Regions from separate parts of the Mus musculus genome. Here all the other regions are linked to region 1. The links are chromatin loops, found by intact Hi-C in ENCODE. Cell type or tissue: left cerebral cortex. All regions are shown on one strand. Links, peaks and the distances in the headings refer to the core of each region. The heading gives the core; the rest is flanking DNA. Region 1 holds the start of Ffar1 (free fatty acid receptor 1). Region 2 holds the start of Pmis2 (PMIS2 transmembrane protein). Region 3 holds the start of Dmkn (dermokine). Region 4 has its middle 9.9 kb from the start of Krtdap. Region 5 has its middle 14 kb from the start of Gm32236. Region 6 has its middle 11 kb from the start of Pmis2.

What was found. Hi-C counts contacts between places; a loop is a spot of excess contacts. Peaks named below come from ENCODE experiments on the same cell type or tissue, not always from the same donor. Only the 100,000 strongest peaks of a DNase experiment are listed, where the experiment ranks them.
Region 2: a loop joins it to region 1, with 2.9 times the contacts of the local background. A loop is called at or near these places in 9 of 42 quality-filtered maps.
Region 3: it touches region 1 in a loop (2.5-fold over the local background); 2 of 42 quality-filtered maps call a loop at or near these places.
Region 4: a loop joins it to region 1, with 2.1 times the contacts of the local background. A loop is called at or near these places in 12 of 42 quality-filtered maps.
Region 5: it touches region 1 in a loop (2.4-fold over the local background); 20 of 42 quality-filtered maps call a loop at or near these places.
Region 6: a loop joins it to region 1, with 2.1 times the contacts of the local background. A loop is called at or near these places in 6 of 42 quality-filtered maps.

What each region holds. Positions count from the first base shown.
Region 1 is chr7:30,856,738-30,861,585 of GRCm38, forward strand. Ffar1 (free fatty acid receptor 1) reads right to left here and starts at 4,733. Exons shown (of 1, transcript NM_194057.3): 1 at 3,831-4,733. The coding sequence starts at 4,733. The coding sequence ends at 3,831. In left cerebral cortex, for the core only: CTCF peaks have their summits at 2,719 (motif pointing left) and 3,427 (motif pointing left); DNase peaks (open chromatin) are centred at 2,713 and 3,421.
Region 2 is chr7:30,666,799-30,671,646 of GRCm38, forward strand. Pmis2 (PMIS2 transmembrane protein) reads right to left here and starts at 4,807. Exons shown (of 2, transcript NR_027849.1): 1 at 4,702-4,807; 2 at 3,924-4,382. In left cerebral cortex, for the core only: a CTCF peak has its summit at 2,623 (motif pointing left); no DNase peak of the experiment used is centred there.
Region 3 is chr7:30,760,558-30,765,405 of GRCm38, forward strand. Dmkn (dermokine) reads left to right here and starts at 3,199. Exons shown (of 20, transcript NM_001166173.1): 1 at 3,199-3,744; 2 at 3,959-4,135; 3 at 4,234-4,290; 4 at 4,494-4,544; 5 at 4,710-4,848. The coding sequence starts at 3,367. In left cerebral cortex, for the core only: no CTCF peak of the experiment used is centred there; no DNase peak of the experiment used is centred there.
Region 4 is chr7:30,795,385-30,800,232 of GRCm38, forward strand. No RefSeq gene overlaps it. Among named protein-coding and RNA genes, the nearest start is that of Krtdap, 9.9 kb to the left of the region's middle. In left cerebral cortex, for the core only: a CTCF peak has its summit at 2,033 (motif pointing right); a DNase peak (open chromatin) is centred at 1,603.
Region 5 is chr7:30,803,766-30,808,613 of GRCm38, forward strand. No RefSeq gene overlaps it. Among named protein-coding and RNA genes, the nearest start is that of Gm32236, 14 kb to the right of the region's middle. In left cerebral cortex, for the core only: a CTCF peak has its summit at 2,348 (motif pointing right); a DNase peak (open chromatin) is centred at 523.
Region 6 is chr7:30,680,042-30,684,889 of GRCm38, forward strand. No RefSeq gene overlaps it. Among named protein-coding and RNA genes, the nearest start is that of Pmis2, 11 kb to the left of the region's middle. In left cerebral cortex, for the core only: no CTCF peak of the experiment used is centred there; no DNase peak of the experiment used is centred there.

The sequences.
Region 1 (4,848 bases), core at 608-4,607:
TGGTGCATACCTGTAACCCAGACGTTAGGGAGGAAGATCAGGAGTTCAGGGTCACCATCAACTCCTAGCTACACACAGTTTGAGGCTAACCTGGGCTAAATGAAACCCTGTCCCAAATAAAACGAAGCATGCTAAGTATATAAAGTAGAGTCTGCCTCTCTTCCTGCAGGGGTCCTTGTGGTGCAGGAAAAGATCTGGGATGATGGTGGTGAAGGTGCTGGTGCTGGTGCAGATAATAGTGACAGCAGTTATCTTTCAATGGGGGCATAATCCACAACAGGCCCTCAGGGTACCACTGTTTTATGTCTACCATCCTTTCGCTCATGACAGGGAGGTGGCTCTCCAGGTCCCCTTCCTTCTTAGGCATCCCTTCGGTGGGGTAGGGTGGGGGAACATGTTTTGCATCTGGCTCTGTTTATCTTCAAAGATAGCATACCCATTTGCTCACATACTTATGGAACAGAGCACCAAACCAACAAGCGCACACCAGAATGGCTGTCAGCAGAACACTAGTCGGAACCAAGTTCCGGCAAAGATGGAGGGACAGCGCAGTGTTTGTTGATGGCTGAGGGGAACGCACCATGGGATAGCACTTTGGAAATCAATTCGGTTCAACTAAAAAGTTGAACATACATTTACACAATACCAATAATTCTGCTATGAATATTTATTGAAGAGGCTTGAACACGCGCACATTCTCAAACACTGGCTCATGCGTCATCCTCATCCCAGACCTAGTGACCTTGGCTCACAGGCGGAAATGACCCCTCAACAGACAGATGCATCGGGATAATGGCATAATCAGGGGTGAACTACCCAAGCACACCACATGGATGAACCCTAAAATGTGTGCTAAGTGAAGCAAGCTAGGCATAGCAGGCTCTGTCTCACACAGTTTCATTTGCATGAAATGTCCAGAATAGGAAAATATTTTAAAACAGAAAGTAGATTAGTAATTGGGAGATAGAGAGATAATGGTGTAAGAAACAGAAGGGATTTTTCTGGGGCTGTGAAAATAGAGTACATATTTGCAAATTTATTTTTAAAGATTGGTTGTATACTTAGCATGGATAAATTTCCTGACGTTGTTAAAGGTGCTACTGTGAGCCAAGCAGTCTTTATTGCTTTGGGGCTTGCATTAAGTGAATGACTAAATAATAAAGATGTAGATGCTAAAAGGAGGCTCTGTCTCCTGGGGGAGTTGGATATCAAGAGATCTAGTTGGAAGTGGGTTGGCTCCACTCAGCAGAGGAAGCCTGAGTGAATCACTCTGCTCTCATGGGCCCCAGGAAGGAAGTGGATTGTCCCCCAAGTGGGAGGAAGGCCAGGTAACTGGGGGCAGTGGCTCCACCCCAGCAGGTGCCCCAACCTTTTACCAAGAGTCTCTGGTGCCCTCACTGCCCAGGGGCCATGTCTATTACTTCTGGCTTTCATGGTGAATGCAAACATGAACTTAAAGAAGGAGGACATGACTACTCTAAAGGAGGAAGAAGATTTTTACTGTAGATAAAAGGGAGAAAGCAGACAGAGGGAAGAGAGAGTCCAGGCTGACGGTGGCCAGCGGACTAAACTGGACAGTGAGAGGAGAGAGCGGGAGGGGAGCAAGAGAAGAGCCCCTGTCAAAGAGGATCCAGTCAAGAGGCCAAAAGACTGGTGTAGCCAGGTGGCTGAGCTATATAGGGATCAGGCTAGGGGAAGGGAAGCCCAGGCCCTGGGAGGTTAGGGTAGGGGCAGGCCGAGAAGTGCTAGAGGAGTCACAGGTACAGAGGGATGCTGGGAGAGCTGGCCAGCATCTGCCTTGATATGTTAAATAGTCACCCCAGCCATTACTACAGTCCTGCTCTCTACAGAATACCAAATAAGCAACACAGAACTGCTGAGCACCTACTACATGCTGATTGCAGAATGCCTACTATGTGTTGCTCTGTTTCCTAAGTGCTGTGGATCTACTGCTCAAAAACCCTACATTCAAATGAATTTAAAGCCTCAAAGAGGTCGTTTTTTTTTTCCTTCTTTCTTTCTTTCTTTCTTTCTTTCTTTCTTTCTTTCTTTCTTTCTTTCTTTCTTTCTTTCTTGTGTTGTTTTGTTTTGTTTTGTTTTGTTTTTGTTTTTGAGACAGGGTCTCACTATGTAGTCCTGGCTGTCCTAGAACTCACCAAGTAGACCAGGATGGCTTTGACCTCACAGAGGTCCACTTGCCCAAAGGAATAATTTGTATGAACCAGTTCAGGTGCTCTGGCTACTCTTCTGTTAATCATCATTAAAGGCTTTATTCTCATGAGAAGAACAAACTTGATTCTGATACCTGGCCTCCCCGGAGATGCCCAAGTGTCTGTCTCCTTCATGGCCACTCTCCTCTGGCCTCCCTTTCATGGGCTGGGGTGTGCTTCTCCTCCTTCTCCAAATGATGACCAATATAGCTGACACCACTAGTTTTTCTACATGTCCATTAAGCCTTAGGGGTCCTACTTGGAAGAACCACATTCCAGCTCATCTATGCTATAGGACATCAAGAAAGCTTCCTACCATCTCCAAAACGAAGGTGGTCAGCACCATAGCTAATTCACACTGTATTTGGGGGAAGGCATCCCTTGTCTGGGAGTACTGCTTTGCACCCCAGAGCAGTTAGCTGAAGGAGTGTGTGGTGTCAGCTCAAATCTGAAAAGATGCTCCCTGGACAAGCAAACATGCTACAGAATGGCATGGGTGTTGGCTCCCCCTGCTGGGCACTGAGTCTGGCTCACAACCTGCCCATTTGGGCACCTGGCTGAAATCAACAGTTTTAGTGAGATGGGGGGACTGTGTCCTGTGCCAACAGTCTCAGGTTGTCTGGATGCTGAGGCAGAAGAATCACTTGGGCTCAGGAGTTCAAGACCACACCTAAACTCTTGTCTGCTAGAACAAATGTGTATGGTGCACATGTGTGTGTGTGTGTGTGTGTGTGTGTGTGTGTGTGTGTGTGTGTGTGGTATGTATGGAGTGGTGGTGGTGAAGTACCTGGATAAAGATCAGGGCTGCTGAATAAAGAATAAAGTCAGTGGCTGCATTGAGCACTTGCCTAGGGCTCTGGACTCTATCTCCAATAACACACACACACACACACACACACACACACACACACACACACACACACACACGCACGAAGAGGGAGGGGTGCTACACAGAAGGGTTGTTTGACGATGAAATGAGACACCCTGAAGGATGAGACTCTGAGTGGTACCGGCAACTACCTACTCCTCTCCGCAGTTGCCTCTGATGGAGCTCAGGCCGGCAAAGCCCTTTCTTTCCCTGTTTCAAGCCAGTTCCTCCTACCACCCCCGCCCCCTCCTCCCACCTCCACCCCACCCCCTATCCCCGGTTCGCTGAAGCTGAACGTTCAGTGCTGTCCCCTAGTGGATTCAGCGTGGTATGGCAGGGCCATGATGCTGCCTCTTTTCTTCAGACATGAAAATGTTCTTATCTCAGGGAAACACTCCAAAACTGGGTCATGATGGTGGTATTCCTCCAGATCAGAACTGAGCTTCCCGTCACCCCCAGGAGAGGACTGCGCACCGCCTACGGCAGGCAGTTAGGACAATACAGGCCAGAAGCAGTTGGGAGCAGGCTGAGGTGTGTAAGGCAGACGTACTGTCTCTTGTTGTCCAGCACTTGCCCTCCACTTTCTTCGTACAAGGACGCTGTCCTCTCCAGGTGGAACCCTTCCCATGAGTGGTTTCTGCGATGGCTTTGGGCCAGGCCTCCTGAGTTGTGGTGGATCTGCCCTCTTGGGAGCCTGGCAGAGTCAGAGTCATCCAATTCCACGCAGTGCCCCTTGCCCCCAGAGGTGGCTGCTACTTCTGAATTGTTCCTCTTTGAGTCCTCGTCACACATATTGTTCCCCGTCCAGGACCTGTTCCCAAGTAGCCAGTGACCAGTGGGTTGAGTACCACACTCCAGGCCCCTGTGATGAGTCCTAACTTCCTCCAGGAGCCTCCTAGGTCCGGGTTTATGAAACTAGCCACATTGGAGGCATTATAGGGCCCCAGGCAGAGCAGGAGTGTGAGGAGAGCGCCTCCGGCCACCCAAGCTGCCCTGAGCTTCCGTTTGTGGCTCAGGCCTGAGCGCACCAGGGCCCGGAGGCAGCCCACATAGCAGAAGGCAGTGATGACCAAGGGCAGAAAGAAGAGCAGAATGGAGAAACTGAGACGGGCAGGGCGGGCAGAGTCGGGATCCCAGGCTTCCAGGCAGACCGGGGAGCCATTCACGGGTATGTTGATGCCCAGGGAACTGGTACTGTTGTCCAGCCAGCTTCCGGAAGTCTCCAAGCCAAGGGCCAGCCCCAGGTGGCAGAGGACAAGGGCCCATATAGCCACACACACACCCCAGGAATAGCGGGGCCTCCGGATGGCTTGGTACCCGAAGGGGAAGGCAGCCCCCAGGTAGCGGCCAGCGCTGAGAGCAGCTAGGAAGCCTCCGCCTGCGTAGAGGGGAGCAAAGTGGGCCAAGGCAAAGACTGGGCAGAAGGGGAGCGGCAGGGGCCAGGCTCCAGAAGCCAGGGCCTCCACAGCCTTCAGGGGCAGAGTGATGGCCAGTAGGAGATCAGAGCAGCCCAGATGGAGAGTGTAGACCAAGCTGGGAGTGAGTCGCAGTTTAGCGTGGGACACTGCGCCTCGGATGGCTAACAAGTTCAATGGAAAGCCCAGCGCAAAGGCAGATACATAGAGAGCGAAGGAGAGCTGTGGGGGCAGGTCCATGAGGCCGAGTGGGTGCTGGTCGCCACTGTTCCTCCTGTTCACTGTACTCAGCTCATCTGCAGAGAAAAGAATGTCACAACTGGCGTTCCTCCTGCCCAGAGCACCAGAAGCCAGT
Region 2 (4,848 bases), core at 434-4,433, 190 kb before region 1:
TTTAGAGGCTTACAACATTAAAAAAGGTTAAACATTACTGGCTTAGAGATGTCTCTCCTTGCCTAAGGTCTATTTAGGCTGACAGATGATTTAAGAATATATGTCTATCTTTGCTTTTGCTAGCATTATGAAACTAGTTTTTTAATAAACTGAGTCATATGGGAAACTGTTATGTTCTACAATGACACACCATATATAGGTCAGAAACGTTCCCAGTCTCTTTATGGATTAAAAAGCTTTGTTTTGACACTAAGAGAAGTCCAGTTTAAAATCCTTATTTTAAATCTAAACGTAAAAGAAAAAAATCTAAACATAACAGCTATAATATGTGAAGTTCTAATCTTATGAAGCTTACTAAATTACTGTAAACTATTGAGGATAATTAAAAAATGCAAGTTAATATAATCAAATTCTTCAATATCTTCAGAAGTATATTTATAGTCATGATAAACACTAAAAGCAGAGAAGGATGGTTTAACTCAGGTATGTTTGGTAGGTACCAGCTATAATCTGTTAGAGATCTTTTGAATATGTCATTTAAGATGTTTAAACTTATTATGACTGACAGAGACTCCCAGATCCTAGCAGTGACACCCCCTGCCAAGGTTTCCAAGAAGATAATGGGCACAGGGGTTTGGTGTATAAAGGACTCCATCTGGGTTGTGGTAATGCTAACCACTGGGCAAGACTGCCCCACTGCTAGGGCTCAGCCCTTTTGGACAAGCAAGACATGGAAGAATTGATTATCCTACTTTGCCTAGATAAGGTGAGGTCAGTCTCTCCCATGTTCTCCTCCTCAGAGAAGCCTCTCATCTTTGGGCCTAATGTCCAATGACTGCCTCTGTTCCCAGAGCCATGCAGACAGTCTGAGACGACTGGCTAGGGAATGGACTATGGACTAGTCTCTGTCTTTTTAATGGATACATAGGTTATATAGACTATAATTTATCCTTCTCAGTTCTCTGATCACATTGACAGCTAGGCTAACTGTAGCTTGTCAGCTAGGGAACAACAGGCAACTAGCTCCTGATCCAGGTAATCACCCACTGTGTCAGTTCGTCAGTCAGTTCATTAACTAGTTAAAGCTACTAGGTCTCTTATTAACAGAGGACAAATGGGTTTGCCTTGCTCACAGACCTCGTGTTAAAAGATAAACAGATTGTAGATGTAACTTTTCACTAAAGAAACATGTTTTATACTTTTGCTAAGACTTGAAGACATGTGTCTATTTCTGCTGTCTTGCAGATACTTGTTGACTGCTTCTTCTACACTGTTATTTTAATACAATGGTAGTGCTAATATACCTCCTTTTATGAACTGAAAAATTCACGTAATCTTCAGGGAATCAAAGAAGTCCCAAGACTTGAATCCACATAAGCACACCTGCCTGTTCCTGAAAATGGAACTTTTCCTTGGTCGTGGAACTTCTTTCCTTCCCCAGTTACCAGAAATTTTTAACTTCTGTTTCTAGTCACAGCAGATTTTCACTTGGCTGACATCCAGGGATCACCTGTAGATTGCAGGCTACTGAGCTTTGACTTGCTGTAGCTGATATAAACCAGTCCAGGCGATGGGACTGCTTTCTGTCTTTCAGCTTTTAATAAATACCCCATTCATTTCAGCCTTCCTTGGCCCTGAGAACATCCTAATATCAACTGGTCTCAGACAGAAGATACAAAACCCATCAACAAAACCAAGGAACCTCTCCCATAGTTTGAGTTGACAACTCAAACTTGTAAGAGAAGAAGGGGGATGTTCCAAGAATAAGGATGGATTTCACAGGGCTAAGGAGTCAGGGAGTGTAGCTGGTGTACTATGCATGAAGTTTGGAGTTCGGTCCCGAGCACTGCATAAACTGGCTGTGGTTGTGCTTACTGTAATCCTTCACTCAGCAAGTGGAGTAAGGAAGATCAACTCAAGGTCATTCCTAACTACAAATCAAGTTGGAGGCTAGCCTGGGCTATGTAGGTCTGAGACTGTCTCAAAGCACACACACAAATACACATGATAGATAGGTGATAAATAATAGGTAATTATAGATGATTAATAGTGATTGATTAATAGATTGATAGCTAGCTAGCTAGCTAGACTGATTGATAAACTGCTTTTGCAAAAGACCAGAGTTTAGTTCCCAGAACCCATGTCAGGTGGCTCATAACATCCTATAATTCCAATTACAGGGGATCCAATGGCCTCTTCTGGCCCCAGCAGACACCACATACACAGACATACATTCATACACATAAATTTTATATCTATATATCATCTATATATTTATATCATCTAGATAAATGTGTGTGTGTTGTGTGTGTGTGTGAGAGCGAGAGCGAGAGCGAGAGCGAGAGAGAGAGAGAGAGAGAGAGAGAGAGAGATCTTGGGCCAGGCATGGTAGGGAGTGCTTTTAACCCACTACTGGGAAGGGAGAAGAGGCAGGTAGGTCTCTGAGTTCGAGGCCAGCCTGGTCTACAGAGCAAATTCCAGAACAGACAGGGCTACTCAGAGAAACCAATTGTGGTACTATGAAGAATGAAGCAAAAGAGGGAAACTTGAGTCAGCTATGGAACCCTGGACAAGAAAACAAGACAGCTGTGATTTGACAAGTAGGTGAGCAACACTGCCACCTTTTGGTAGTTAACAGCAACTTCATCTGTGTTAGTGGGTGTGTGCCTGTGCTAGCCTGTGAGTGTTTGGAGGTAAGAGGTCATCAGTAGGTATTTGCCTCTACTGTCGGCCAACTTAGGTTTTTTTTTTTTTTTTTTTAGACAAAGCTCACAGAACCCGGAGCTTGCCAACTAAACTAGCCCAGTGAGTTCCCAGGATCTGTGCCTTCCTCCTGGGATACAGACAGGCCACAATCCCTGGCTTTTACATGGGTTTGCTGATCCAAACTTATACTTGTGCAGCCAGAGGGTTCAAGGCCTGGCTGTCTCTGCTAGGTAGTGCCACCTCTACTGATTCTCGTTTGCTATCCAGACTCTACTGAACTGGACTGCTAGTGTATCTGTGAAGTGTTTGCAAGTGGATGGAGCTGCTGCTGCCGACCTGTGAACTGAACTGCCAAACACAGAAGGGAGTTGCTCCAAAGAACCTTTTTTTTTTTTTTTTAAGATTTATTTATTTCATGTATGTGAGTACACTATTGCTGTACAGATGGTTGCGAGCCTTCATGTTGAAGGGAATTGAATTTTTAGGACCTCTGCTCACTCTGGTCAACCCCGCTCTCTCAGTCCATGCTTGCTCCGGCCCAAAGATTTCTTTATTATACTTAAGTACACTGCAGTTGATTTCAGATGCACCACAAGAGGGCGTCAGATCTCATTATGGGTGGTTGTGAGCCACCATGTGGTTGCTGGGATTTGAACTCAGGACCTTCAGAAGAGCAGTCAGTGCTCTTAACCGCTGAGCCATCTTGCTAGCCCAAGATAGGGTTTTTCTATTACACAGCCCTGGCAGTCCTGAAACTCACTATCTCTGGCTGGTCTAAAACTCATAAATCCATCCTGCCTCTGCCTCCTGAGTGCTGAGATTAAAGTCATGTGACAGCACACGTGGCCAAGGTTTCTGGTTTTTTGCTTTTTGTTTTTTTCCTGCTCTGAGACACCAAAAGCCCAGCACCTCAGCTTGAGAGGGAAGTCATGTAGAGTAAACACACATTCAGATTCCTAAACACACTCCCATCTTATTATGAATTATTATGTATACTTTACAACAAAAACAGGTTCAGGAAATCAAAGACGTGCAATTTTAAAAAATATGTGTGTGTGTTTGTAAGTGTCTCTGCTTCCCAAATTCTGGGATTATAAATGTGTGCCACAGAGCCTGGCACCATTATTGCAGTCTGACTTTCACAGGGTCTAAGCCAACATAGCTCCAGTGAAACTATTATTGATCCAGAGAAACATCTACACCCAGACACAGGCAAAGCCGGGATATTCCCTTCAATTTTATTGGGCTCAGAAATGTGATTTTTTTTTTTTTCATGAAAGAGCAGCTCAGTGGCTTATGCAGATTTAGAACTTGAGATGTGGACTTCCAAGATGCTTTTAGACAGCCGTGGAAGACAAATGAGAATGAACTGGTGGAGTGTAGTCAGGTGGCCTGCCTGGGGCCGTTTTTTGGATGTTGAGTTTTTTGGTTGGTGGGTTTCTTGGCAAGGGCATTTCTGAAGCTCTGAGTTTCTTCTTGATGGCTGGTCAAAGTCTAAGTGAGCATGTCTGTTGGGGGAGGAGCCCGTAGATGCTGATGTGTAGCTTTCATAGGACTAGGACAAGTATATAAATGATGCCTACAAAGGCTACTATGGCCAACATATTAAACCACATAGTTCGAGATGAGTTCCGGTAGGCGTCTTCCCAGTTGCTGCATTTATTGGCTTCGTTGGTCTGTAAGGGTAGGAGCATGAGTATGGGTTTCTGAGACAAGAAGCTCTTGGAAGGAGGGTTGGAGCCCTATAGCCACTGTGGGAAGAGCCCGACCCAAGACCTAGGACACAAACAGTTGCAGGTGGCAAGCAGAGGATAGGATGAGCAGTGGAGGCGGGCGGGGGGTGGGGCGGGGATACTTTTACCTGGATGCTGAAGTATATGGCTAATATCCCAAAGGGTAGGAAAAGAATCATCGCCAAGAGAGCCAGCATGACATAATTCCGAGCGTAAAATTTCAGTTCATCTGGAGTCTGTGGACGGTCTAGTGGCTTCCTACCTGGGGCTCCTTGTTCGTCTGTATCCATGATCTTTTCACTCAATGACAGATCCTGGTGTCTTGAAAATAGAGACCCAGATCCACCGAACTTCCCCGGGCCCTACCCAGAATCCTAAGAGCTGCGCAGTCAAAGGACATTCTTCACAA
Region 3 (4,848 bases), core at 240-4,239, 97 kb before region 1:
TTATCTTCTCTATTGACACACTCCAATTGTACTTTTCTTTACAGTTCTGACCACCACTTGATAAGTTTCAGTGGGGTAATAAAGAGAAGAGAGAGTCCACAGCAGCTGACTCTGGTTTGCAGGAGCAGCGTGGGGAGGGGAGACATGGTGGGACCAAGAGAAAGTGTGTGGGGGCAAGTAAGACAGGGCAGAAGAAAGCTCATAGCCGAAATAGCAGGGCTATAGGGAGCCTGAGTAGCTGGGGGAGGGGAAGCTCCTGAGCTGGAGAAAGTTTGGGGGAGGGGAAGGTGAGAAGAACTAGGTACTTGAGATATCAAGGGAGCCTGGTGGCCAGCATGTGCTTTGGTGTACTAGTAGGCACCACAGACAGCCATTTGTCCCTTCTGCCAGCGGTAAGGAAGTGGCTCCTTTGGTAGAGAGGAACCAACTTCACAAGTTCCTGAATGCTGGCTTTTGTTTAATCGCCAGACTTTGGGTAAACAGAGTTTCCATTGGTCCTGAAAAAATACAATGTAATTTGATTGTTTCTACCCCGTTACTCCTGTCAATTGAGCACAAGCCCTACCTCTCGTCTCCCATCGTTTTGTTATTGTTACTATTAATATGCCCTGAATTCAGCAGTGCTAACCCTGTGTAAACCGCTAAGATGGAGCTATCTGCTGAGGAATAGACAAGCTACCATTCCTCCCCTGAAGCTGGAGTTAAAGGTGCTTTTGAGCTACTTGAAATGAGTGCTGGGAACTGAACTGAGGTCCTCTGGAAGAGCATCAAACACTCCTAACCTTTCTCTAGCTAACCTTCCTTTATCACACACACACACACACACACACACACACACACACACACACACACCCCAGGAACTGCAGCCAGCTACGAAAAATGCTATTGTTTACTTTTCTCTGTTTTTTTTTTTTTTTTTTTCTGGTAATATGTTCCTAGGAGAGATGATCATTGTTTCTTATTTTACGAGTGATATAAAGTATTTTGTTTATTTTTTACATCATTATCACCATCATCATTGTGTGTCTCTATCTCGCCTGTGTGTGTGCACCATGGTGCATGTGTGGAAGTCAGAGGACCACTTTTCAATCCTCCATGTGAGGTCAGAGGATCAAATTCAGATGGTTAGCCTTCGTGGCAAGTGCCTTTACCTGCTAAGCCATCTTGCCAACTCCTAAAATGTTTTCCTATAGCATTCTTTGTCATTGTTGTTTGTTTGAGATTGGGTCTTGTTATGTAGCCTGGGCTGGTCTTGAACTAGTGATTCTCCTGACTCAACTTTCTAAGTGCTGAGATGTGTTGCCACCATGTTGGGCTCTAATAATAGCCTAAAAGTAAGCTGGTATATAGGAAGTAAGTACCAACGGAGATGGGTCAGGGCAGGCTGCAGGACCAGGAAGTGAAGCCTGGCCAGATTAACCACGAAAGAGCTTTTAAGTCAGTGAGCACTGTCCTGAGTTCCTCTTCTACCCAACCCATGAGTGGGATCAGGGACTAGAGGCTCTGGTACTCAGCCTGGGGACCCAGATTTCCTCCTGCACCCTCTCTTCCTACATTGCTCCAGAGCAAAACCAAAATTAGTTCTATCTAGACAAGCCAGGGTTGGTGTGACACTCTGAAGTGACAGATAAGGCTCAGGCGCTTGGGCTCTGCCAGAGGTGGGCCTGGGCTCGGCTCTTAGTTCAGCTACAGGCAGTCTGTGTTCTCTGAGCCACAGTGTCTACATCTCTAAATGGGGATAATAAAGAGTCTTCTTTTAGGATTAGATGATTCTATGTGGAAGCTAGGAACCTGGGCATATAGAAAGCCTTTGACAAACTGGAGCTTGATGACAATAATAATGATGATGATGATAATATTGTTATTATTATTACTATTATTATTACCATCACTAAAACACCAGCAATGGAACAGCAGGGAGGTGGAAGTGGGGGACAGTCAGGAATGGTGTTTATATGCAGAGAAGTGTTAGATGTTACAAGTTGGGGTGCGGGTGTTGGGGTGGGGAGAGACTGACTGAGAGACGTTGAGAAAGGTAGATGGAAACTGGCCCCTCCTAACTAGGTGATGAAGCCCAGTGTTACAAGTCGGTTCCAAGTGGGAGGGCCTGGGGCTCCTGGGAACAGAGAAGCAGTCACACTTGTCGAACAGGGACAAGATATGGGGAGGATGCTTGGGTTTCCCCATTGGAACTGTGACCAGTGGTGAGGGCCACGAGTACCGGTGTGTGTGTGTGTGTGTGTGTGTGTGTGTGTGTGTGTGTGTGTGTGTGTGTGTGAGAGAGAGAGAGAGAGAGAGAGAGAGAGAGAGAGAGAGAGAGAGAGAGAGAGATATTTTGTACTGATCCCTCTTTCCTCACCAGGGCTGCCCTGGCCCCTGGAAGGCTTCGGGCAGTGAGCAAGCAGCAGTACAGTGGCTGTGAGCTCTTACAGGCACACATGTCTTTCCATGCAGGTAAACAGGATGGGTGTCTAGGTCAGCTTCTCCCTCCCCTGGTCTTCCCGCCTACTCTTGCCCTGGGGGTGACTGACCCTCCCAATTCCCCTGCTCCGCACCCTGGGCTCCTGAACTCTCAGTGCCTGAACCCTTCCTTGTCACTAACAGAGGTATGCCACTCCTTCAACACCAGGGTACCCAGAACCTCAGAACTTAACCACAGCCCTAGAATTCCCAGTGTCTGACTGCACTGTGGATGTGTGAGAGGACAGGCACCTGCAGGTAGAGGCATGCCAGGAGAAAGATGGGAGCTGGAAATGGTCACCTCTTTCCAGTCTTCGTGCCCCTGTGCATGCTGGCTTACCCGGGATGGGTCCTCTATCCTGTGGCTTTGCTCTCTTTATACCCTTGGGGTCTCACCTGTTTGTGAGCCCTGCTTCCTAAGTACCCCCACCCTGCCGCCTCCAAAAGACAACAACACCTATCTCCTTAGATGCTCCTGTCCCCACCCTGTGCCCCAAATTCCTGAGGTTAGGCAACTGGAACACTTTTGCATCCGTCTCATCTTATTCTTTCCCCTCCCTCCCGATGGCCTGCTCCGGAGAGCTCTCTCTGTTTCAACACAAGCTCTCGCTCACAATTAAGCTTCATTACCCTATCTGTGGATAGGCCCTGAGTCACTGGAGGAGGGATCTTAAGCGGCCCAGCCCTGTTACCTTTTCCCAACCTACAGTATAAGGGGTAGTGGCAAGAAGAAAGACTCTGGAAAGCAGGGAAGTCTGGGAACAGAGAGAGAAGGCTGTGGGTCCTGGGGAAGGAGAATAAGGAAGCAAGGAAGGAAAGGAAAAGGTCTCAGCCCAGAGGAAGAAAGAAGGGAACAAATAGACTGGGCTGCAGACATCCTCAGAGGAGAGAGGGAGCTGGGCAGAGATGAAGCTACAGGGCTCTCTGGCCTGCCTCCTGCTGGCCCTATGTCTGGGTGGTGGGGCAGCTAACCCGCTGCACAGTGGAGGGGAGGGCACAGGGGCAAGTGCTGCCCATGGAGCAGGAGATGCCATTAGCCATGGAATTGGAGAGGCTGTGGGCCAAGGGGCTAAAGAAGCAGCCAGCTCTGGAATCCAGAATGCCCTAGGCCAGGGGCACGGAGAGGAAGGTGGCTCCACATTGATGGGGAGCAGAGGCGATGTTTTTGAGCACCGGCTTGGGGAAGCAGCAAGATCTCTGGGGAACGCTGGGAATGAGATTGGCAGACAGGCTGAGGATATCATTCGCCAAGGGGTAGATGCTGTCCACAACGCTGGGTCCTGGGTGAGTGGCTGGGAAGCCGGGTGTGCGGACAGGGGGTGGGGGTGGCTGGGTCAAGAACCTGGAGATGGATCAGAGGGTGAAGAGATAGTTTCTATTGTTGTCATGAATCTTCTCTTTCCTGCATGGTCCCCCCTCCCCCTTCCTTCTCTCCCTGATGGTTCTGATTCCCTCTCTCATGGTTGTCAGACTAAGGACTGGTGTATTGTCTTTGCAGGGGACATCTGGAGGTCATGGCGCATATGGCTCTCAAGGTGGTGCTGGAGTCCAGGGCAATCCTGGTCCTCAAGGGACACCCTGGGCCTCAGGAGGCAACTATGGGACTAACTCTCTGGGTGGCTCTGTGGGTCAGGGTGGCAATGGCGGACCACTCAACTATGAAACCAATGCCCAGGTAAAGTCACTACCCAGACCCATCCCTCAACCCTGTTCTCTCCACCCCTCCTTATTTCTGGATCCTAAACTCGGTCTCTGGTCTCTGCCTCCATGCAGGGAGCTGTGGCTCAGCCTGGCTACGGGACAGTGAGAGGCAACAACCAGAACTCAGGGGTAAGAAGAAGTGTGCACGGGACACAGTGGCAGGGATGAATAGAAGGGGAGGAGGAAGGGGGGGAGAGTGGAGGTCACAAGCCAGGGAAGAGGGAGGGAACTGGAAAGGGGCAAGAAAGCCAAGCCACAGGCAGCAAGAGAAGCCTGGCCTGTGGAGGTCGTTTTGACATCTCGTCCCTCATGACATCCCCTTCCATCCACAGTGTACCAACCCCCCACCTTCTGGCTCCCATGAAAGCTTCAGTAACTCTGGGGTAAGAGGAGTGCTGTCTCTGGTTTGGCTCTGGGAAGGCGGGATACAATGCTTTCTGAGGGTGGGGGTGAGGGTGGGGGAAGCTATGCAGGGCCCTGTAAGGGGACAAGGAAGACAATTGTGGAGTCTCTGTCCTTAGATATTGCTCTGTTCTTCTGGCCCTTAGGGAAGCAGCAATGATGGCAGTCGTGGTAGCCAAGGCAGTCATGGCAGTAATGGTCAGGGCAGCAGCGGTAGAGGCGGTGGCCAAGGCAACAGCGACAACAATGGCAGCAGTAGCAGTAGCAGCGGCAGCAACAGTGGCA
Region 4 (4,848 bases), core at 292-4,291, 62 kb before region 1:
AGAGTCACAGAGGGAATATATGTGAGTGTGGGCATATTTATGTGTAAGTGCAGGAGTCATGTACATCTATGGATATTCATGGCGGCCTGAGGAGAGAGTCCAGTGCCTGGCCCTATCGTTCTCCATCTTATTCCTTTGAGACAAGGTATCTTACTGACCTGGAGCTAGCCAGCAGCCAGCAAGCCCCAGGGATCCTCCTGTTTCTATCCTGCAGTGCTGGGTTTACACTCGCAGACCACCAGATCCAGCTTTCTACACGCTGGGACCTACATTCAGGTCCTCGGGCTTATGTGACAGTGTTGCTACCCATCTCTCCAGCTCCTGGAGCACTGTAACAGCCCACGGGTGACAGTTGTTTGGTGCTTTGTCAATCTGACACAATCTAGAGTCATGCATGAAAAGGGAGCCTCGCCGGGCGTGGTGGCGCACGCCTTTAATCTCAGCACTCGGGAGGCAGAGGCGGGTGGATTTCTGAGTTCGAGGCCAGCCTGGTCTACAGAGTGAGTTCCAGGACAGCCAGGGCTACACAGAGAAACCCTGTCTCGAAAAACCAAAAACAACAACAACAACAACAACAAAGAAAAGAAAAAGAAAAAGGAGCCTCAGCTGAGATGATGTCTCCATCATAATGCCCATGGGGCACTTTCTTCATTGATGACTGATGTGGGAGAGCCCAGTCCACTTTGGGCTGTGCCATCCTTAGGCAGATGGTCATGGGTTGTATGAGAAAACCACGAGAAGTAAGCCAGTAAGGGGCATCCCTCCATGGTCTCTGCTTCAGCTCCAGCCTTCAGGTTCCTTCCTTGTCTTCCTCTGCTGACGGACTGTATCGTGTAAACCAAACAAACCCTTTGCCCCTTCGATTACTTCCAGTTGTGCCATTCTATCTCAGCAATAGAATGCAAACTAAGACAGCTGGCTGTGACGTCTCTGTGAATCTCAGAAGCGTGTTAGTTGCTCACCTTGCTGCTTTCTCCTTTGAAGCAGAGAATTACCAGCTGGAGTTGAACAATCCATCTTTATATATATATATTTTAGATGTATTTGTTTTGTGTGTATGAGTGTATAATAAACATAGTAAAAAATGCCCTTTAGACATGTAAAAAACAGTTTAGTCAAGGAACCCCACTACACCCAAGGCAACACCTGATAACCAGACCCAGTGACATCACTCACTCAAGACAAACAGACACAGTCCTAGAACCCCATGACGTACAGGGACAGTGTATAAGCAGACACTGAGAGCAATGCCCTGCTCTGCACATCTGGTGAGAGGCCACCTTGATCTGCCCTGCAGCTGGAGAGTCTCTCCCAGGATCCTGGCCCTCGAATCCAAGACTAATGTTAGAGACTGGACCTGACCTTCAGCTAAGAGGGTATCCAGACCTAAACACACTCAAGTGACTAACTAGACCAAGCTCAGATTTGAGCAGGATCTGTGACAGATGCAGAGGAAACCTCACCCCCTGAGCCCTTATTCTGCCTTACCCCACCACACATCTGCAGCCTCCTTGCACAGGGAGTGTCTTTAGCAAACACAGCCTCAGAATCCCTGTTTTACCAGGACCAGTAGCAACAGATCTCCTGGGAACTGCAAGAAATTTAATTCCATTGGCTCCATCCCAGATCCACTAAATTGGAAACTCAGGGTGGGGCTCAGCAATCTGTTTTAACAAGTCCTCCTGATGAATCTGCATTGAAGCTTGGAACCAGAAAAAGAAGGAGAGTTAAGACACAGATCAGAGATGGCCTAGTCGGCCATCACTGCAAAGAGAGGCCCATTGGACTTGCAAACTTTATATGCCCCAGTACAGGGGAACGCCAGGGCCAAAAAGGGGGAGTGGGTGGGTAGGGGGTTGGGGGGGTGGGTATGGGGGACCTTTGGGATAGCATTGAAAATGTAAACGAGGAAAATTCCTAATAAAAAAAATTCTAAAAAAAAAAAGAAAAGAAAAAAAAAAGACACAGATCAGGACAGTAGTTACCAACCCGGAGAGTTTCCCAGGTGTCTGCGTACCATGTGTGTGCAGTACCTGTGGAGACCAGAAGAGGGCGTCAGATCCTCTAGAACTAGAGTTACAGATGGTTGTGAGCTTCCTTACGGGTGCTGGGAACCAAACCCAGGTCTTCTGTAAGGGCAGTTAGTGCTCTTAGCTGCAAAACCATCTCTCCAGCCGCTGGCCTGTTTTTGTTTTGTTGTTGTTGAGATTCATAGTTTCTTTTTTAATTTTGTTTTTGTTTTCTTCCTCATTCTTATGTTAGGCTGCTGATCTATTCCCTGAGTAGCATCAATCAATTCTGAATCCAAAATGTGTATTTCCACAGAGATAGCTCTTGATAGAACCAAAGTAGATAACTTAAATTTCCATTGACAGAAAGCCTAACCTAATCACTTGAGTAGACCCTGAGTAGTAAAAGTAATAAAAACTCAACCCAGGGCTAGGGGTGGTAGTGCACCCCTGTCTAAAGAAAAGAAAAGAAAAGAAAAGAAAAGAAAAGAAAAGAAAAGAAAAGAAAAGATAGATAGGTAGATAAATACATAGACACATTAGATAGATAGATAGATAGATAGATAGATAGATAGATAGATAGATAGATAGATAGATAATTAGGTAGATAGATGGTAGATAGGTAGAGAGATAGGTAGGTAAGTAGATGGATAGATAATAGAAAGCCCCCACACACGTGTTACTCAGTTCCCAGGACCTACATGGTGGCTCACAGTTCTCTGCAATGCCACTTCCAAAGCGTCCTAACCCTTCTTCTGGCCTCTGCAGGTATGTACTCCTGTACTACCCAGACCTTTATGCAGGCAAAATACACATAAAATCAAAACAAATACAGTTTTAAAAACAAAAGCTCCCCGATCACACCTCAACAGAAGCCAATTTCCTGGGACCTATTTGTGTCCCATAGGACCTTGGCTCCCGCTGTCTCTTAAGCTCCCACCCATGAATCTAAATACATTTCCCCCTAAAACTCACTCACTGTGGTCTGTACATTTTCTTCTTCAAATTATGGGACAAAAACCAAGAGGCTACTGACTCTGGAAGGCTTTGTGTGACCACTGCACCCTCACTCTGGAGTCTGAGCCTATCTGAGGCCGCTGTAGAGCTCAAAGACACCCCCAAGTTTCCCAAGAAACCAAATGGTACCCTCCCTGCCTTGAACCCCAGCTCACTGGCCCTGTGGGTGATGAGAGACTGACTTAGGAGACAAAGCCAAGGAGCAGCTGCTAAGGGAGGAAAGCCATTAGGGGAGAGACAGAAATTCCAGCCAGGCTGAAGTTATCAGCCCTCTCCAGGGAGCTGTGATCACCGCCGGCCAGGCAGAGATGCTGTCGAGTCCTGGTGCTTGAGCTTCTTGCATCTATCTGCTGAGAGCTCATTTCTAACCTCAGCTCCTGATCAGATTATCCTGCTGTCGGAGTTTCCAGCAGCAGGCCCCGTGATAGTGTGTAATAGCCCGATCTGTGCCTGCAAATGGGAGTGATTCCTTCCAGGTGCCCCCAGAGCTGAATGTTTCAGAAATCAGAAGTGATGATCTTGTTTCCTGGCTGGTCCATGAGAGATATCAGTGGAAATCGGGGTTTGGTGGGCATCTGAGGATGTAACTGTCCAGATGTAGCAGGCCTGAATGTGCTCTAAAGAGGGACGCCTGGGACCCTCCCTTCAGTTATCAAGCTGTTGGAAAGCTGGTTCACAAGAAGCCCCCATTTTCCCAGGAGCCTCCTGCTAGAAGGAAAAAACCGGGGCTGCCAGAGGAGGAGCTTGTCTCCTGGAGAGACTCCACACAGTTGTCAGCACACTTTGCAAGAGAGAGCAGAGAATGACTCTCTTCTCAAGCCTTGACCTCACTGGGCATGGTGGCCAGCGCCTCCCAGCACTTGGGAGTCAGAGGCAGGCAGATCTCTGTGAGTTTGAGATCAGCCTGTTTTACAGAGCAAGTTCTAGGACAGCTAGGGTGGTTATACACAGAAACTCTGTCTTGGAAAAACAAAACAACAAAAAACACAGAACAAACAAACAAACAAGCATCCCTTGCCCTCAGGTCAGACCCCTAAGGTAGACCGGGACAGAGGATTATACTGGGCTTTTTCAGTTTCTCTTCCTCTCAAGGCAGCCATGTTGAATAAATCTTTCTCCACTTCTAATTATTGTAGGCTTAGATGTTTCAAAACCTACTTTAATAAGTGTGCTTAAATGCTTTAACCTCCCTTCTAGCCCACCACCCACCAGAGGCAGTGGAAAGGAGCGGTTAGGAGGGCAAAGGAGGATGTGGGCTGTTTAGAGATAGTTCTTTTCGGGTGATTCTGTTTCCCTTGTCAGTTCACACGAATCAGCAGCAGTGGTAGCTCAATCCACTTGCAAACACCACTCACAAATCAGCAATGGCAGGAGAAACGGAGAGGGTCTGACAATCAGCCCGGGTACTCGCAGAAGCGGGAGGAAGCTGCCAGAACATCACACAAATGGTACGTTTCTCTCTCTCTATGAAGTCACGACAAAAGATGATCAGCAAAGAGTGGCAAGGTGAGCCAATGTCACAGCCTCGACCACTGTCTGTTGGGTTATATTTATACCCTTTCCTAACATCATGAGTTCTCTCACGTGTCTGCGCTAGCAAAACATCACATGCCCTTTTCCCAGACAGGTTCCAGAAATACACCATGTGTCTGCTTCAGAAAAAACATCCTCTCATAAGACAGTTTCCAGAAAAACATCACACGGCACAACTGAGTCTCCAAAGAAACCAGAAATTTTTACTGCAATTTCTGTTACTCATCTATTTAGTTGGCTTCTTGACTGTGGCTGAGCCCAGCTCCTTAGAGCTGCCAAGGGCGGACAC
Region 5 (4,848 bases), core at 470-4,469, 53 kb before region 1:
AAAAATCTTAAAAAAAGAAAGACTTCTTTGACGACCAGAAGAGGAGACAGACAGGCATGAACACACATCACACTCACACTATAAATAGAGTCAGAGCTTTCTTATGTGGCTCAGGTTAGCCTTGAATTTTCTTGCCTCCTGCTTTAACCTCCCAACTACAGCATCACTCCCCACTTCTAAACAGCTCTTTATCAAATACATTCTGAAGTGGCACCTCAGGACACACTGGGTTCTATATGATTAGTGTTAATTTCCTCTCTCTCTCTCTCTCTCTCTCTCTCTCTCTGAAAACACCTGTTGATATGACAATTGGAGAACTAAAGGCTGGAGAACAGCTTTCACTGGTGGCTGGGGCAGTGCCGGGCTTCATTGAAGACTCTTAGCCCAGTGACGGGTGTGGAAAGCTGTGCAAACATCCTCTACAGACTGCTTCCGTGGGAAGAGCCGAGTGCCTCCTGGAGCCCTGCTGGAAGGGTGGATACACACACCCTGCCCCCTTAAGGAAGTGAGCTTAGCAATGGCTGTGGCCTAGAAACACAGATCTAGCTTGCCCCAGATTCCATGGTCCAATGCGGTCACAGCTTTTTCAGTTACATAACTAAAGAAAGTCATAAATCAAGATAGCTATTGAATATATTGCTGGAAGTGTCAGGTAGGCAGGGTAGCAACACAGAGACGCCCTGTGTTGTGGGCCTAAGATACTGTCTGGAGGCATTCTTAACCTGGCAGAAGCCAGGGATCTGCTAAGTTACATTGCAAAAGGTCTCACTTCATAGGCACAGACATGTTAAGACTTGGCCAGGCATGGTGGCATGAGCCTTTAATCCCAGCACGAGGGACAGCGAAGCAGGTGGAACTCTGACTTGGAGGCTAGTCTGGGCTATAAATCTAGACCAGCCAGAACTATATACTAAGTGTCACGCAGCACAAAGGATATTACATCTGGCAGAGTTGGGCAACGAGTGGCTTTTAAAGGTAGAGATAGCCCATAATTTGGCTCTGGGTCTGCAACATTCCAACCCTCCACAACCTCCACAGGAAGTTCTAACCAGTCTTTAAGACGGGTGTGGCTTTTTCTTCTCAGAGCTGAGCTCAGTTCACAGAGATACACGATAAACATAGAAAGAAGGAACTTTTTAGAACACAGCCAACAAGCTCAACCCCATGCCACTCTTGGTAAGGTGTGGAGGAGGGTCTCTCAGAGCTTTGGGGATGAGTGACTGGCAGAGGGCCTGACTGACTCTGGCCAGCCCAGAACAGTGTCTGTAGTATGTTGCTTTTCTGGTGGGGGTGACTTAGAGAAGCCAGGGTTTATTTGGGCTTACGGTTTCTGAGGACTACGAGTCCATCTGGGAGAAGCAGGATGCTGAGGGCTAGAACTAGGTAGAGAGACTCCAAATGTCCTTAAACTCTCCATACCCCTTCCAACAAGGCCACACATCCTACCTCTTCAAGACATGGTGACCCCCACCCCACCTTGTACTCTGTAGCATGTATCACCCCACAATAAATAAAGTATAATAAAATTATTATAAAAATTATATTCAATGCATGATTCATTTTTATAGGTCTATTTTTTATGTTTGTGTCTCTCCATGTTGCCTGAGTATTTGCCACATGTGTGTAGGTGACTGCACTGGCCAGAAGGGGTGCTAGATCCCCTGCAGCTGGAGTTACAGGCAGTTGTGAGTTGTCTGATGTGGGGCCTGGGAGCTGAACTTGGTCCTCTCTTGAACTTGGTCCTCTGCCAGAGCAGCAAGCCCTCTAAGATGATGTGACATCTCTCCAGCCCCATGTATTTCCTTTCATTGCCCCTGAAACCAGAACCTAGGACTTGTTCTTTTTTTTTTTTTAAGATTTATTTATAATTATATGTAAGTACACTGTAGCTGTCTTCAGACACACCAGAAGAGGGCATCAGCTCTCATTATGGATGATTGTGAGCCACCATGTGGTTTCTGGGATTTGAACTCAGGACCTTTGGAAGAACAATCAGTGCTCTTAACCACTGAGCCATCTCTTCAGCCCCTGAAACTGGCATCTAATGACAGTAAACTGCTTAGAAATAGGTACTCATAAATTGAGGGAGGATGTAAGAAGATACGCAGCACGGGAAAGCTGGAAGCTGGAAAACTTCTGACTGAGCGGTAACTGGTAATGGGCATGGCTGACTAGAGACCCTTGGACTGTAAGCTAATAGTGGGAAAAGCCAAGCACTGACCAAGAGGCCACTGTGAATTCCACAGGAGGCCCGGGAGCTGGCTGTGGCCATGGAGTCTCTAGACAATCAGCTGTGGTTTGTATGCCAGGTGTACTCATGGCGTCGAACACCCAATGCCCAGCAGGGGGCGCTGTTTGGGAACCGTGCAGAGGGTTTAGTAGGCATTAACTTGGCTTGAGGAAGTGGTTCTATTAGAGATGGACCTCCCCCTAACCCTGCACATAGGTAGCTATGCAGCTTGGTGTTCATACAGGTTCCCCAACAACTGGAGCCGGGGCTTACCATGACTGTTGCCTGTGGATCCTGTTCCCCTAACTAGGCTGCCTTGTCTGGCCTCAGTGGGAGAGGCTGTGCCTGGTCCTGCAGTGACTTAATAAGCCAGAGTGGGTTGGTACCCAGGGGGTCCTACCTCTTTCCAGAGGAGAAGGGGATGGAGGAGGGCCTGCGTGAGGCGGGGACTGGGCGGAGAGGGCTGCAATCAGTATGTAAAGTGAATGAATGAATAGATGAATGAATGAATAAATAAACAGGGAAAAAAAAGAGATGAGATTTAAGGGTGGTAACCAGGACACGGCTCCCATCCGAGCAACAATGACACAAAGGTAACACATTACTCAAGCTCCATGTCTGTTAAACCGCATAGGAGAGGAGAGGGTTTGTTTGGCGTGGAAATCTAAGGTACAGCCCATCATTTTAGGGAAGTCAAGGCAGGAACTGAAGCAGCTGAGCACATTCAATCCACAGCAAAGACAGACCACACATCTTTGCTTATGCTTATATCATGGTCAGCTTCTGAGGTCAACTTCCCAGAGTCAGCCTGGGAAGAGGGGGCCTCACCTGAGGAATTGCCTCCATCAGACTGAACCAGTGCCACATCTGGTAGACTCTTTTTTAAAATTGCTAATTGGTGCTGGAGGACCAGTCTACTGTGGGCGGGGTCACCCTGGGCTGGTAGTCCAAGGGGTATAAGAAGGCAGGCTGAGGAAGATATGGGGAGCAAGCCAGAAAGCCATATTCCTCCATGGGCTCAGCCTCAGCTCCTGCCTCCAGGTTCCTGCCCTGACTTTCCAAATGATGTGCTGTAAATTGTGAATGAATCCTTTCCTCCCCATGTTGCTTTTGGTCATGACTTTATTACAACAGAAGGTGAACTGGGGTATCTCAGTATCTTTTCACTTTTATGCAGTTCAAGGCTCAACCCTGAGATGGTTTAGCCTACCGAGGTCTGGGCCAATCATCAATCAATAGAGTCGCTCCCACTGCAGACACGCCCACAGGCCACCATGATCTAGCTAACTCCTCCACTCACTCCTCCTCCTCCTCCTCCTCCTCCTCCTCCTCCTCCTCCTCCTCCTCCTCCTTCTCCTCCTCCTCTTCCTCCCAAGATTTACTGTAGCTATCTTCAGACACACCAGAACAGGGCGTCGGATCCCATTACAGATGGTTGTGAGCCGCCATATGGTTGCTGGGAATTGAACACAAGACCTCTGGAAGAGCAGTCAGTGCTCTTAACCGCTGAACCACCTCTCCAGCCCAGAGGCTCACTTCTTAAGTAATTGTACGTTGTCAAGTTGACAGTTAAAACGGGCCAGTCCAGGCATCCAGACACACAGAACTCTCCCCGCTTTGTGGGATGTGAGGCTGATTGCTCGCACCAAGCAACGGAGGGCGGCACAGCTGGCTGTGGAACAGTTGGAAGGGGGCGTGTCATGTGAGTAGGGAGGGGGTGGGGAGAAAGCTGGATATTGACGCTCCTGGGTTGTTTTTGTTTGTTTGTTTGTTAGTGTTTTGACTCCTAGTTGTTAGAAGCCCAACTTTCCCCCATAGCAAATTCAAGGGTTCTTTTTTTTTTTTTTTTTTTTTTGGAAAAATTGATTGGCCCAAGAAGAAAAATCTCAAGCACATCAGAGCTTCCCCATCTCCACAGTTCGGTCAAATCATGCTATGTGGAAGCCTAATTCTCAGGTTTATAGCCTCCATTTACCCTGCAATGTTGTAGAAGATGCCCAGAGGGTCTCACTGGTGCCATTAACACCCTTCAAGAATGGGCTAAGAAAAGACTACAGAAAAGCATTTAGAAAGGTGTGTGGGGAGACCACACCACCTCCCTCTCTGCCAAGCTTGCTTTTTTTGCTTGTTTTTGTTTTGTTTTTGAGACAGGGTTTCTCTGTATAGCCTTGGCTGTCCTAGAACTTGCTCCATAGACCAGGCTGGCCTCAAATTTAGAGCTCCGTCTGCCTCTGCCTCCTGAGTGCTGGGATTAGAGGTGTTTGCCACCATTGCCCGGCTTCATTCTTGCCTTCATGCTTATTCACGTTGGTGGACATCACCTGCCTCACACAGAGGCCCCCATGGTTAGGAAGTGAGGGGGCCCTTTACCCCACAGCTGGCAGGGTCGCAGGGCCTGCTGTTGCAGCTTGAGATGGCTCCCCGTATTGTGATGCTTGTTCCCCTGTGGGTGGCACAGTTTGGGGAGGTTCTGGTGCTAGAAGGAGGTGGGGCTTGAGTATCAGAAATAAATAGCTCAGGCCTGGCCCTAAGCTGTGGTCCACTTCGCTCTCCCATGCCTGTGGGCAGACCTGAGCTGTCCACCATGCTGTCCTTCATGTGATGGGCTGAAATGCCAA
Region 6 (4,848 bases), core at 603-4,602, 180 kb before region 1:
GCCACACTTCCTAATCCATCCCAAACAGATCCACTAACAGGGGAAAAATTCAAACAGAGGAGCTGTGGGGGCCATTCTCACTCAAACCACCACACAAGGGAAAACTTTTACTTTCCTGTCTTGTCAGTGATCCAGGACAGAATTCAAAACTGCAAATATGTCATTGGACTCTAGCCATATGTTACTTCCCACATTAATAGTGGATATTTATTTTCAGGCTCCCCCCCCCCCCCAACAGGCTGCTTTCAGTAAATGGTTAAAAATAAAGGGCATTCTTTGTGTTTATAAAGGAACACAAGAGGAAAGTGAGGTGGCTCAGCAAGCTTTTTGTTAAAAGACTGTGACAGACAGCAAAGGTTGAAAGGTTGGTGCTTGGTCTTGCTGTCTGCTGTAATGCTCAATGTGGGCCCCCAAGAACTGGAGTCTACACATAGACTCAAGTGGCCCTCCCCCCAAGATTGGTAAATAAAGATGCCGACAGCCAATGGCTGGGCAAAAGAGATATAGGTGGGGTTAAGGTTCTCTGGACTTGGAGTCGGAAGAGAACCATTGAGGAGAAAAAGGTGGAAGAGGGAGAAGCCATCATGGGTTAGGTGAGCCATAAAAAACATGACCCTGAGGGCTGGCCCGTTGGCGTTAAGAGCAGCCCACAGGAAACAGAGCAAGTAGTAAGGAACAATTCGGGGTTATCTACAGGAAAGTAGATTCTAACAGCATGGAAGGTAGATATCTGCCCAGTTCTTGTGCTGTTTAAGGCTTGTTGTAAATATAAAGGTTGTGTATATCTTTTAACCAGGAATTAAATGGTCAAAGGCTGGGTAGAAACCCCAGGTCAAGATTAACAATTTCTACAACAAGGAAGCACACTGGGACAGGCAATTTACTTATTTATTTATTTTTTTTTAAAAAAACATTTTGGGCTGTTGAGATGGCTCAGTGGGTAAGAGCACCAACTGTTCTTTCGGAGGTCCTGAGTTCAAATCCCAGCAACGACATGGTGGCTCACAACCACCTGTAATGAGATCTGACGCCCTCTTCTGGTGCAACTGAAGACAGCTACAGTGTACTTAGATATAATAATAAATAAATCTTTGGGCCAGAGCGAGCGGGGTTGACTGGAGCAGGCAGAGGTCCTAAATTCAATTCCCAACAGCCACATGATGGCCCACAACCATCTGTACAGCTACACTGTGCTCATATACATAAAATAAATAAATAAATAAATCTTTAAAAAACCAAACCTTGTTTTGAATTGTCATTTATTTTTATTTTATGTGTATGTTTTGTTTGTTTGTTTGTTTGTTTTGCCTGCATGTGTATCTGTGTGACCCATATACACAGTGCTGTGGAGCCTCTGGAACTACAGTTACAGATAGATTTTAGCCACCATGTGGGTACTGGGAACCACACCCAGGTCCTCCGAAAGAGCAGCCAGCACTCAGTTCCTAAGCTGTAGAAGGCACGGAGGTCCTTGTGACCACAGATAAGCCGTGGGGGAACCTGGAATGTTGTTCCTTCAAGAGAAGGAATTCAATGCTTGATACCCACCCAGAAGGCTGCGAGTGGCTGTGCATGCTAACCTGGAGGCCTTGGACACCAGACTGGATCCTCCCCCCAGAGCCTTAGCAAAAGCTTGCTCCTCTCAGTTAATCCGCAGAATCTGTAGAAAGCGTCACAGGTACTTTACTAAAGAGTTTTGATGTAGTCACATCTGATCTTTATTTAGCTTACGGTGTCCTTCAAAGACGTTTATGTATATACTTTGTTATGGGATTGGATTAATTATCACCAGAAACGTTTTTGGCAAACTGCTCTGTGCTTGAATATACCTCCAATAAACCACGTGCGGGTCAGACTGCTGAAGTTTGAACCAACACCAGCTACTTCGTCATGCTGAACTGAAGTGCCTTCTCGCCTCTCACAGATGTCATTCTGCTGGCTGTGGAGGTCGCAGGGCCTCCCAGACTGAGCTGTCTCCCTAGCTCCTGCTTAGTTTTTTTTTTTTTTTTTTTCCTAATGCAGGCACTGACCTTGTTTTCCCTCGCTGGCTGGCATCAGTCTGTCATGAGCTGGGATCCCAGGCTTTCTCAGAGGTCCTGATGAAAGGACAAATGGAAGCTAGCTCTGTGTCCTCACCCAGGAGTGGACTTGGCAAGGCTGGGCTGGGGCCGGGGCCAAGGCCAGGGCCTTGAAGGAGTAAAGGTTTCAGGTCCTGGGAAACTGGCTTTTTCCCCTTGAAGGGATTTGGTTATCAGTACTTAAGTATCCTTGTGTTCAAGTTGCTTGATTTAGCTTTCTCCGAACTCTGTCCCAGTCTCTTCCTAAAAATGGCATATGTGATGCTATACTTCTAAATAAACTTGCTTAGCATAAGTTTTAGTTTATGCAAGACCCAGCATTGGCGTTTGTCTTCATTTCCCATCGCTGATCCCTCTCTTACACCCCTTGACACCCTGCTATTCGGGGCTCTTATTTGTGTGAGTCTGAGCCATTCATGATTGACTAGTTTTGTCTTTTTGGTTCCAAGTCTGGCCTTGAACAGTTGAGCCATCTCTCCAGCTTGAGTCCATAATTTCAATGGTCTCCAGGCACATTATTAACTTGGTTGCAAAGTAGGAGGAAAGTTAGGCATTGGAGGTTTGTGCACTATGTATCCAGATGCTGATTTTTATGCCCAGACATCTGGTTGTAGCCCGGAAGCTGGCATGGTCAAGCATCTCCTTTCTCAATGTTGTGTAAAAATTCTTTTCCATCGCCTCTGATTGATTAATAAAGAGCTGATCAGAGAATTAGCTGGGCAGAAGAGAATCCCAGTTAGGGGTTCCCCAAAAGAGACAAGAGGGAGAGACTATGTGGATGGACCATGAAGATTTGCCCTGAGGTCATGAGATCATAATGAGAGAGTAGCCATGAGGACACACATGAACCAGAGCGAGCCAGGGCAAGACTCAGATGGCAAGTGACAGGACATGAGGCTGGGTAGTAGCAGCTTAGTTGGGTTAGAATAGCTCAGAACCTGCCCACCTTAGTGTTTGAAGCTTGTTAATAAAAATATCAGGTCTCTGTGCCATTTATTCAGGAACTAAACTGGGCTAGAGCAGGCATAGAAATGCCCCGTCATTATTTGAGAAGAAAAGGGGTGAAGAAAAGGCCCCCGAGAATTACAGTTACACTTTGGTCTCTGAAAACGAGAAGTATTCCCAGAAACGGTTATTTCTACATAATCATGGCTGTCCTGGAACTTGCTTTGTAGACCAGACTGGCCTCCAATTAACAGAAATCCACCTACCTCTGTCTCCCAGGTGCTAAGATTAAAGGCGTGTGCCACTATGCTTAGCAACTTTAGCTGTTTCTTCAAGAGGACAGGCAAAGACATTTTGCATGCTTGCTGTGTGCCTCCTCCAGCTCTGCACATGAAGCTAATATAAATGACAATTTGAGAAGGTCAAAGGGAGAAGATTCAAAGAAGTCATTGCTGGTTGTGGTGGCTTGAATAGAAATGGCCCCCATAGAATCATGTGTGTGAATACTTAGCCCATCGGGAGTGAGTGGCACTATTAGGAAGTGTGGCCTTGTTGGAGGAAGTGGGCTTTGTGACCTTCTAAGTTCAAGTCTGATCAGTGTGTCATCCGTTTCCTGTTGCCTGCAGAACAAGATGTAGAACTTTCAGCTCTTTCTCTAGCACCATGTTTGCCTGCATACTGCTATGTTTTCTGCCATGATGATAATGGACTAAATCTCTCAACTGTAATTAAATGTTTTCCTTTATAAGAGTTGCTGTGGTCATGGTTTCTCTTCACAGCAATAAAACATTTTATTTATTTATTTATTTTGGTTTTTCGAGACAGGGTTTCTCTGAATAGCCTTGGCTGTCCTGGAACTCACTTTGTAGACCAGGCTGGCCTCGAACTCAGAGATTCACCTGCCTCTGCCTCCCGAGTGCTAGGATTAAAGGTGTGCGCCACCACGCCCAGCCAGCAATAAAACTCTTAAGTCAGAAGTTTGTACCAGGAGTGGGATATTGCAGACCTGACTATGTTCTGGGGAGGATTGTGGAAGAACTTTGAGACTTTGGGCTAGAAGAACCATTGAGTGTTGAGAGCTCATTGGAATGTTCTTTTGTTTGTTGGTTGGTTTTGTTTTTTCTTAAGGATTCATTTATTTATTTTATGTGAGTACACGGTAGCTGTCTTCAGACACACCAGAAGAAGGCATCAAATACTACTACAAATGGTTGTGACCCATCATGTGGTTGCTGGGAATTGAACTCAGGACCTCTGGAAGAACAGTCAGTGCTCTTAACTGCTGAGCCATCTCTCCAGACTCCAGTGGGATGTTGTTTAGGGGTTAGGAAGATAAGAATTTTTAAGCAGTGCAGAAGATGAAGGCTTGGCTTGTGAAGCCTCAGAGGAAAATTTAAAGACTCTATCAGGGCCATGTGCTATTTTGATTTCAGATTCTGTGTTCTGGTTAGGTGGGGCTCAAGAATCAGCTGTGATTAATAAGATACCAAACTATTGAAGTGAAACCTTAGCATTTCTGTGACAATTGATGGTGGTTAGATAGAGCTAAGAAATTAGCAGTGATTAAAAAGATTCCAGGAAACGCCTCCATGAGATCTAGTTCTAAGGCATTTTCTCAACTAGTGATCAACGAGGGAGGACCCAGCTCACCATGGATGGTTTCACCTCTGAGCTGGTAGTCCTCAGTTCTCTAAGAAAGCAGGCTGAGCAAGCCAGTGGAAGTAAGCCAGTAAACAGCACCCCTCCATGGCCACTGCATCCGCTCCTGCCTCCAGGTTCCATCCCTGCTTGAGTTCCTGTCCTGACTTTCACCAATGATAGGCCA